Linked DNA regions of Homo sapiens: all the other regions are linked to region 1. Evidence: read pairs that join two places in POLR2A ChIA-PET (ENCODE). Cell type or tissue: PC-9. All regions are shown on one strand.

Region 1 (2,500 bases):
AGGACTCTTTCTGTATTTCTCCTTTTCTCTGCAGGTGCTAGTTCTTGGAGTTTTGGGGAGGTGGGAGGTAACAGCACAATATCTTTGAACTATATACATCCTTGATGTATAATTTGTCAGGAGCTTGACTTGATTGTATATTCATATTTACACGAGAACCTAATATAACTGCCTTGTCTTTTTCAGGTAATAGCCTGCAGCTGGTGTTTTGAGAAGCCCTACTGCTGAAAACTTAACAATTTTGTGTAATAAAAATGGAGAAGCTCTAAATTGTTGTGGTTCTTTTGTGAATAAAAAAATCTTGATTGGGGAAAAAAGATGGGTGTTCTGTGGGCTTGTTCTGTTAAATCTGTGGTCTATAAACACAGCACCCATAATTACAGCATAATCTTCAAGTAGGGTACGGACTTTGGGGGATTGGTGCGAGGGTAGTGGGTGAGTGGCCTACTAAAAAGCCCAGTAACCCCCACAGGAAAATAGGGAACTTCTTTTTAAGTAGCCTCCTTTCCACTATTTAGTAATTGGCTGTGAGCTGGGCTGGGGGAGAAATGGGGCGGGGTGTGTGTGTCATTGGAAAGCTCTCTTTTTTGTTTTTTTGAGACAGTCTCACTTTGTCCCCCAGGCTGGAGTGTAGTGGCATGATCTCTGCAAACTGCAACCTCCACTTCTGGGGTCCAAGTGGTTGTCCTGCTTCACCCTCCCTGTAGCTGGGACTACAGGTGCACACCACCACGCCTGGCTAATTTTTGTATTTTCAGTTAGAGACGTGGTTTTACCATATTGGCCAGGCTGGTCTCAAACTCCTGACCTCGTGTGATCCACCCGCCTGGGCCTCTGAAAGTGCTGGGATTACAGGTGTGAGCCACCAAGCCTGGCCGATCCTTTTAAGTTTTTAAACCAGTTAAGCTCTTTGGTTCCCCCTCAGAGTCCCAAGGTCCTGGGTCACTCAGGATCACATTTTCCTTTAATCAGTTGTCACTGGTCCCCTTTTGTCCCTTTGAACGTGCTGTGGGATTAGTAGCAGCATCTGGCTGTTGGAAGGACTGGCTGGGATCTCAGGTGAAATACCCTCCCTGGCCCTCCTTACCCTTAAGATCTCCCTGAAAAGTCAGACCTTGCTTATTGGAGTTTGAGATGCATTCTAGTAAACCCAGACCTACCAGAGAGAGGGACCCACGTCTGAAGAATCTTCCAGCCTGGGGAACCTGTGACTGGCCACACCCTTAGCCTAATGGAGGGGCCTCAGAAGCAGAACTACCTTTTTTTTTTTTTTTAATGGTATTACATTTTGCAAATGGAGAGGTAGACTCTGATTGGGCCCCTTTTGACAACGCAGCAGAGCTGAGGTTTGAATCCTAGTCAGTCAACACTTCAACCCCTATGTTGCTGTTTCTTCAATGTCTAGAATGTTCTGATAGATGAAGCAATGGCCCGGCAGGTCAGCAGCACACCAACCCCCAACCTACCCAGCCTGTATAGGCCTTGGCCACAGGAGCTTTCTCTTCCCTTGAAGTGATCTAATGGGGGATGGGGTATCTGTCTCGCTGGTTATGAAAGAAGCTGAGCTAGGTGCTCTCCTAAGTTGCTTAAGTGTCTTCTGAATTGATGCCCAGTCAGTTTCGTATGGAGAAAGGTCTCTGTTTTTCCAAAGCAGAAGGTTCTGTGGAAGCACAAATACTTTACTGGAGAGCAAAGGAGTACGAGTAGGAATTGGGGGCCACGCACAGTGGCTCACGCCTATAATCCCAGGACTTTGGGAGGCCGAGGTGGGCAGATCACCTGAGGTCAGGAGTTCGAGACCAGCCTGACCAACATGGAGAAACCCCATCTCTACTAAAAATACAAAATTAGCCGGGCGTGGTGGCGTATGTCTGTAACCCCAGCTATTCGAGAGGCTGAGGTAGGAGAATCGCTTGGACCCGGGAGGCGGAGGTTGCAGTGAGCTGAGATTGCGCCACTGCACTCCAGCCTGGGCAACAAGAGCGAAACTGTCTCAAAAAAAAAAAAAAAAGAAGAAGAAAGGCTGGGCACGGTGGCTCAAGCCTGTAATCCCAGCACTTTGGGAGGCCGAGGCGGGCGGATCACGAAGTCAGGAGATTGAAACCATCCTGGCTAACACGGTGAAACCCCGTCTCTACTACACACACACACACACACACACACACACACACACACACACACACAATTTGCTGGGCGTGGTGGAGGGCGCCTGTAGTCCTAGCTACTCGTGAGGCTGAGGCAGGAGAATGGCGTGAACCTGGGAGGCGGAGCTTGCCGTGAGGTGAGATCGGGCCACTGCACTCCAGCCTGGGCGACAGAGCGAGACTCCGTCTTAAAAAAAAAAAAAAAAAAAAAAAGAGTAGGAGCTGGGCATTCGCCAGGGGCTACGTAGTTCCTGGAGTTGAGGAAGTTCTCCAGGATTGAAAAATGTAAAGATCAGACACTGATCACAGCAACAGGAGGAGGCAGAAAAGTAGGCCGGAAGTCATTTCCACCCTCT
Region 2 (2,500 bases), 190 kb after region 1:
ACTGCAAAAGAGGTAGAGGGTGGTCAGATGCACTCCAAATAACTCACCCAGTTCCAAAGTTTGCTGTCTTCTTCAGAGGTCACTTGCTTTGTACCAGTGAAACACTGAAGGTGGCAGATGTCATGCTGGGAGGTGAAAGGAAGACTCTTCCAAAAACAAAAGCATTTTTGGCAGCTGCCGGGAAGTTCCATGATGTTCCTGTCGCTAGCTATGAGCGGCTGGCACTCACAGGTGACCCCATGCCTCACCCAGGAGCATAACTAGGCTATCCAGCTCAGACTCACCTAGGGCGGGCAGCACTTCCCCATATGGGTCACCAAAATTGTAACTGAAATGCAGGTTCAGTTGCTTGCTGCTTGCAGAGTCCAGTTAATGAGAGTAAGGTCTGGTATAAAGAAAGAGACTTTTTATTCCAAAGCTAACTTAGGGGAAGAAGTACAGGCTTCCTGCCTTAAGGGCAGTACTTTGGCTTTGGAGCAGAAAGCGGGCTCTTTTAATGTGGGAGAGGAAGCAAGCAGGTGCGGGATCTGCTGACTCCCTTTGGTGCCTTATCTACTGGGCAGTCACGTTGGTAACTGCTGGCATCTTCATGGGTTGTAAAAGTGGCCAAAGACTTTCCAGGTGGGAGACAGTCTTGTAGTGGGCATACTTGAGGTCGTAGATGGACTGTTGTCTCTGGAGGCAACCTCCTAGTGGGAGAGAGTTTCATAGTGGGCATACTTTGGGTTGCAAATGGACTGTTATCTCTGAGACAGTCGCTTGGTGGGAGAGCGTTCTGCCCTGGAGCCTCTAAGCACATGGTTAGATGAACTTGTCCTGTGGGGAGTGTCTGGTGAAGGGGAGCTGAAAGGTTATAATTGCATTGGTTAATTAGGAAGTGGCGAATAGGAGAAATGGAGAAAAGAGAAAAGAAGAGAAAAGAAAAAAATAATAGTAACTTATTCTCTTTTTCTAAGAAAAATGGGAATACTTGGTTAAAATCACAGCACTTTTTTGGGAGACTGAGGCAGGCTTGGTGGCACGCAGCTGTAATCCCAGCTACTCAGGAGGCTGAGGTGGGAGAATCACTTGAGCCTGGGAAGTTGGGGCTCCAGAGAGCTGTGATTGTGCCACTGCACCCCAGCCTAGGTGACAGAATTAGACCGTCTCAAAAAATAAAATAATAAAAAACCCTGAAAGTTTATTGTCATTATTGATGTACTTACTATTTCCACAAATGATCCAGTTTAACACAGAGTTTAGGTTAATAAAACAATGTAAATATTGTCAGTAGCACAATCTAGAGAGCTTCTTTTTTTTTTTTTTTTTTTTTTTTTGAGACAGAGTCTTGCTCTGTTGCCCAGGCTGGAGTGCAGTGGTGTGATCTTGGCTCACTGACACCTCCGCCTCCTGGGTTCATGCGATTCTCTTGCCTCAGCCACCCTAGTAGCTGGGGTTACAGGCGCCTGCCACCAAGCCTGGCTCATTTTTGTATTTTTAGTAGAGATGGGGTTTCACCATGTTGGCCAGGCTGGTCTGGACCTCCTAACCTCAAGTGATCTGCCCGCCTCAGCCTCCCAAAGTGCTGGGATTACAGGCATGAGCCACTGTGCCCAGCCCCAGATAGCTTTTTTTGTTGGAGATGTTTGTTCTAAGAGGGAAGAAACTAGGCCTGAAGCCTTTCTGTGTGCATAAGCGACTTGGAATCAAGATATCTGTCATTTTGTATTTAACACAAATGAGAAACATCGGTACCAGTTATGGATTTAATATCTGTTTCTGCAGCTCTTTTAAAAATACCACCTTTTGCATCTCTGGATATTGCTCTCCACTCCCCATGATTATTTGGAAGTATATGAATCCAAATTGTATGAAATTGCCGGGCACACCCCCATGGTGGCAAACGTCTACAGTTCTAGCTACTGGGAAGCCTGAGGCGGGAGGCTCGCTTCAGCCCTGGAGTTCTAGGCTACAGTGCACTATGCCCATTGGGTGTCTGCACCAAGTTCAGCTTCAATAGGGTGACCTTCTGGGAGCAGGACCACCACGTTGCCTAAGAGGGGTGAACCTGTCCAAGTCGGAAAGGAGTGGGTCCAAACTCCTGAGCTGATCAGTAGTGGGATCGTGCCTGTGAGCAGCCGCAGTACTCCAGCCTGAGCAACATAGCAAGACCCTGTCTCTTAAAAAAAATTATATCATACTAGAAAAGTGCACTTTGGGTATCTAAAGAAGCACTCACACACCTTTCTGTCTGCCAACCAGTTTGTTTACTTTACATGTGGTCCGTCCTGGTTCACTGGGCCCTAGGAACCAGCCCCCTCTGGCCCATCTCCAGCACAGTAACAATAGCCAATGTTTATTGAGTCTAGGCTGTGTGCCAGATGTTGATCTAAAATAGATGTTGCTCTAAATAATAGGCTATTGTTTGAGGCTGAGTGCAGTGGGTGATGCCTATAATCCCAGCACTTTGGAGGTCGCAGCGGTAGGATTGCTTCAGGTCAGGAGTTTGAGACCAGCTGGG
Region 3 (2,500 bases), 54 kb before region 1:
ATTAAGGGCGGTGCAAGATGTGCTTTGTTAAACAGATGCTTGAAGGCAGCATGCTCGTTAAGAGTCATCACCGCTCCCTAATCTCAAGTACCCAAGGACACAAACACTCTGCCTAGGAAAACCAGAGACCTTTGTTCACTTGTTTGTCTGCTGACCTTCCCTCCACTAGTGTCCTATGACCCTGCCAAATCCCCCTCTGCGAGAAACACCCAAGAATGATCAATAAAAAAAAAAAATAGAGATGGAGTCTCACTACATGACCCAGGCTGATCTTGAACTCCTGGGCTCAAGTGATCCTCCATCCTCAGCCTCCCAAAGTGCTGGGATTACAGGTGTGAGACACCCTCCCCAGCCTTTTTCTTTTTTTTTCATTATAGATTCAGGGGGTCCATGTGCAGGTTTGTTTTACAGATATATTGCATAATGCTGGGGTTTTGGCTTCTGGTGAACCCAGCACCCAAATAGTGAACATGGTACCCAATATGTAGTTTTTCAACCCTTGCCCCTCCCGCTCTGTTCCCACTCTTGGAGTCCACAGTGTCTGTCATTTCCATCTTTATGGCCATGTATACCTATTGTTTAGCTCCCACTTACTATATAAGTGAGAACATGTGGTATTTGAGTTTGTTTCTGCATTAACTCAGGATAATGAACTCCAGCTGCATCCACTTGCTGCAAAGGACGTGATTTCATTCTTTATGGAAGAGCCCCACCCCTACACCCCATGGTCCGCTGCGTCCGACTGGTGGAAGCAGGATCTGTGGTGAGATACCTCAGCACAAGCATATGCAGGCCTGTGGTAGACGCCGGAAGTAGGGCCCTTTGTCTCCAAGAATGGGCAGACTCTCAACAGGTGAAAGAAAAACAGTACTCCAGGTAGGGGCCAAGCAGAAGCAACAGGTCAAAGAAAGGCCTGGAAGTGGAAAAGCCCTGGGTTCAGTTTGCTAAGAGCCCAGGAGACTAGCTGGATACAAGGCCGGAAGAAGGGTGGGGCTCTGATGCACCAGCTTCTCCAATCTTCCTGGCTCCAGGGAGGAGATGCATTTGAACAATCCTGAAAAACTTTTGGATCCCAAGTCTGACTCAACATTGTGACTTGCTTACTCCGTGTCACTCTTCTAGATGCTTTTGAAATATATTATCATAACAATGAGTAAGTTCTATTTCCATTCTCAGAAAAGAAAACTGATTCAAGATTGTGTAACTTGCTGCTTCTGGTTGGTGAGATTTAAAAAAAAAAAAAAGATTATGTAACTTGTTCAAAGTCATATGGATTACAAACTATAGCGCAGGGACTTAATTTCAGTCTGGCTCCAAAATCTGAACTATTAACAATATTTAAAAGTCTGCTGGGTGGGTGCGGTGGCTCATGCCTGTAATCCCAATCCTTTGGAAGGCTGAGGTGGGTGAATCACTTGAGGTCAGGAGTTCGAGACCAGCCTGGCCAACATGGTGAAACCCGTCTCTACTAAAAATTCAAAAATTAGCCGGGCGTGGTGGCATGCACCTGTAATTCCAGCTACTCAGGAGGTTGAGGCAGGAGAATCGCTTGAACCCAGGAAGCGGAGGTTGCAGTGAGCCAAGATCATGCCACTGCACTCCAGCCTGGACCACAGAGTGAGACTCTGTCTAAAAAAAAAAAAAAAAAAAAAAGTCTGTCTTGACCAGGCGCAGTAGTTCCTGCTTGTAATCCTGGCACTTTGGGAGGCCAAGGAGGTTGGATCGCTTGAATCTAGGAGTTGGAGACCAGCCTGGGCAACGTGGCAAAACCGCATCTCTACAAAAAATACACACACACACACTAGCCAGGAGTGGTGGCGCATGCCTATAGTCCCAACTACTTGGGAGGTTGAGGTGAGAGGATCGCTTGAGCCCAGGAGGCAGAGGTTGCAGTGAGCTGATATTGTGCCATTGCACTCCAGGCTGGGTTAAAAAGCCTCTCTGGGGCTGGGTGCGGTGGTTCATGCCTGTAATTCCAGCACTTTGGGAGGCCGAGGTGGGCGGATCACGAGGTCAGGAGTTCGAGACCAGCCTGGCTAACATGGCAAAAGCTTGTCTCTACTAAAAATACAAAAATTAGCCAGGCATAGTGGCGTGAGCCTGTAATCCCAGCGTCTCGGGAGGCTGAGGCAGGAGAATCACTGGAACCTGGGAGGCGGAGGTTGCAGTGAGCCAAGATCACACCACCACACTCCAGCCCAGAGTCTTGCTCTGGGCAACAGAGCAAGGCTCCCGGGGGGCGTGGTGGGGAGCGTCTCCGGGACAGTGTTTTCCCAGCTTTCCCGTTTTGGCTTTCTGCAGACACACTCATCACTGTGTTATGTGACAGTCCATACATTTCTCGAAATCTTTCAAGTCAATAATTATTTTTACCCAGCATTACAGAATTGAAAAGTTAGGCTCAGAAAGGGCAAATTCTGATTTGGGCTTCAGACCTAGATTTTTTCCTACAATAAATGATGTAACTATTCTGCCTTAAGAATCTTCTAGCATTTCTCTT

Evidence for each region. Peaks named below come from ENCODE experiments on the same cell type or tissue, not always from the same donor. Only the 100,000 strongest peaks of a DNase experiment are listed, where the experiment ranks them.
Region 2: POLR2A ChIA-PET joins it to region 1 with 23 read pairs; 5 of 35 experiments call an interaction of 5 or more read pairs at or near these places.
Region 3: POLR2A ChIA-PET joins it to region 1 with 11 read pairs; 34 of 35 experiments call an interaction of 5 or more read pairs at or near these places.

What each region holds. Positions count from the first base shown.
Region 1 is chr11:65,506,200-65,508,699 of GRCh38, forward strand. It overlaps MALAT1 (metastasis associated lung adenocarcinoma transcript 1), which reads left to right. Exons shown (of 1, transcript NR_002819.5): 1 at 1-317. It also overlaps TALAM1. Among named protein-coding and RNA genes, the nearest start is that of MALAT1, 8.4 kb to the left of the region's middle. RefSeq lists enhancers at 573-672, 1,173-1,482, 1,195-1,876, 1,593-1,662. In PC-9, no CTCF peak of the experiment used is centred here; DNase peaks (open chromatin) are centred at 1,502 and 2,342; H3K4me3 peaks cover 1,956 bases; H3K27ac peaks cover 2,500 bases.
Region 2 is chr11:65,693,678-65,696,177 of GRCh38, forward strand. It overlaps the pseudogene RN7SL309P. Among named protein-coding and RNA genes, the nearest start is that of KAT5, 17 kb to the right of the region's middle. In PC-9, no CTCF peak of the experiment used is centred here; no DNase peak of the experiment used is centred here.
Region 3 is chr11:65,452,225-65,454,724 of GRCh38, forward strand. No RefSeq gene overlaps it. Among named protein-coding and RNA genes, the nearest start is that of MIR612, 9.0 kb to the left of the region's middle. RefSeq lists an enhancer at 2,477-2,500. In PC-9, no CTCF peak of the experiment used is centred here; a DNase peak (open chromatin) is centred at 1,127; H3K4me3 peaks cover 160 bases; H3K27ac peaks cover 1,805 bases.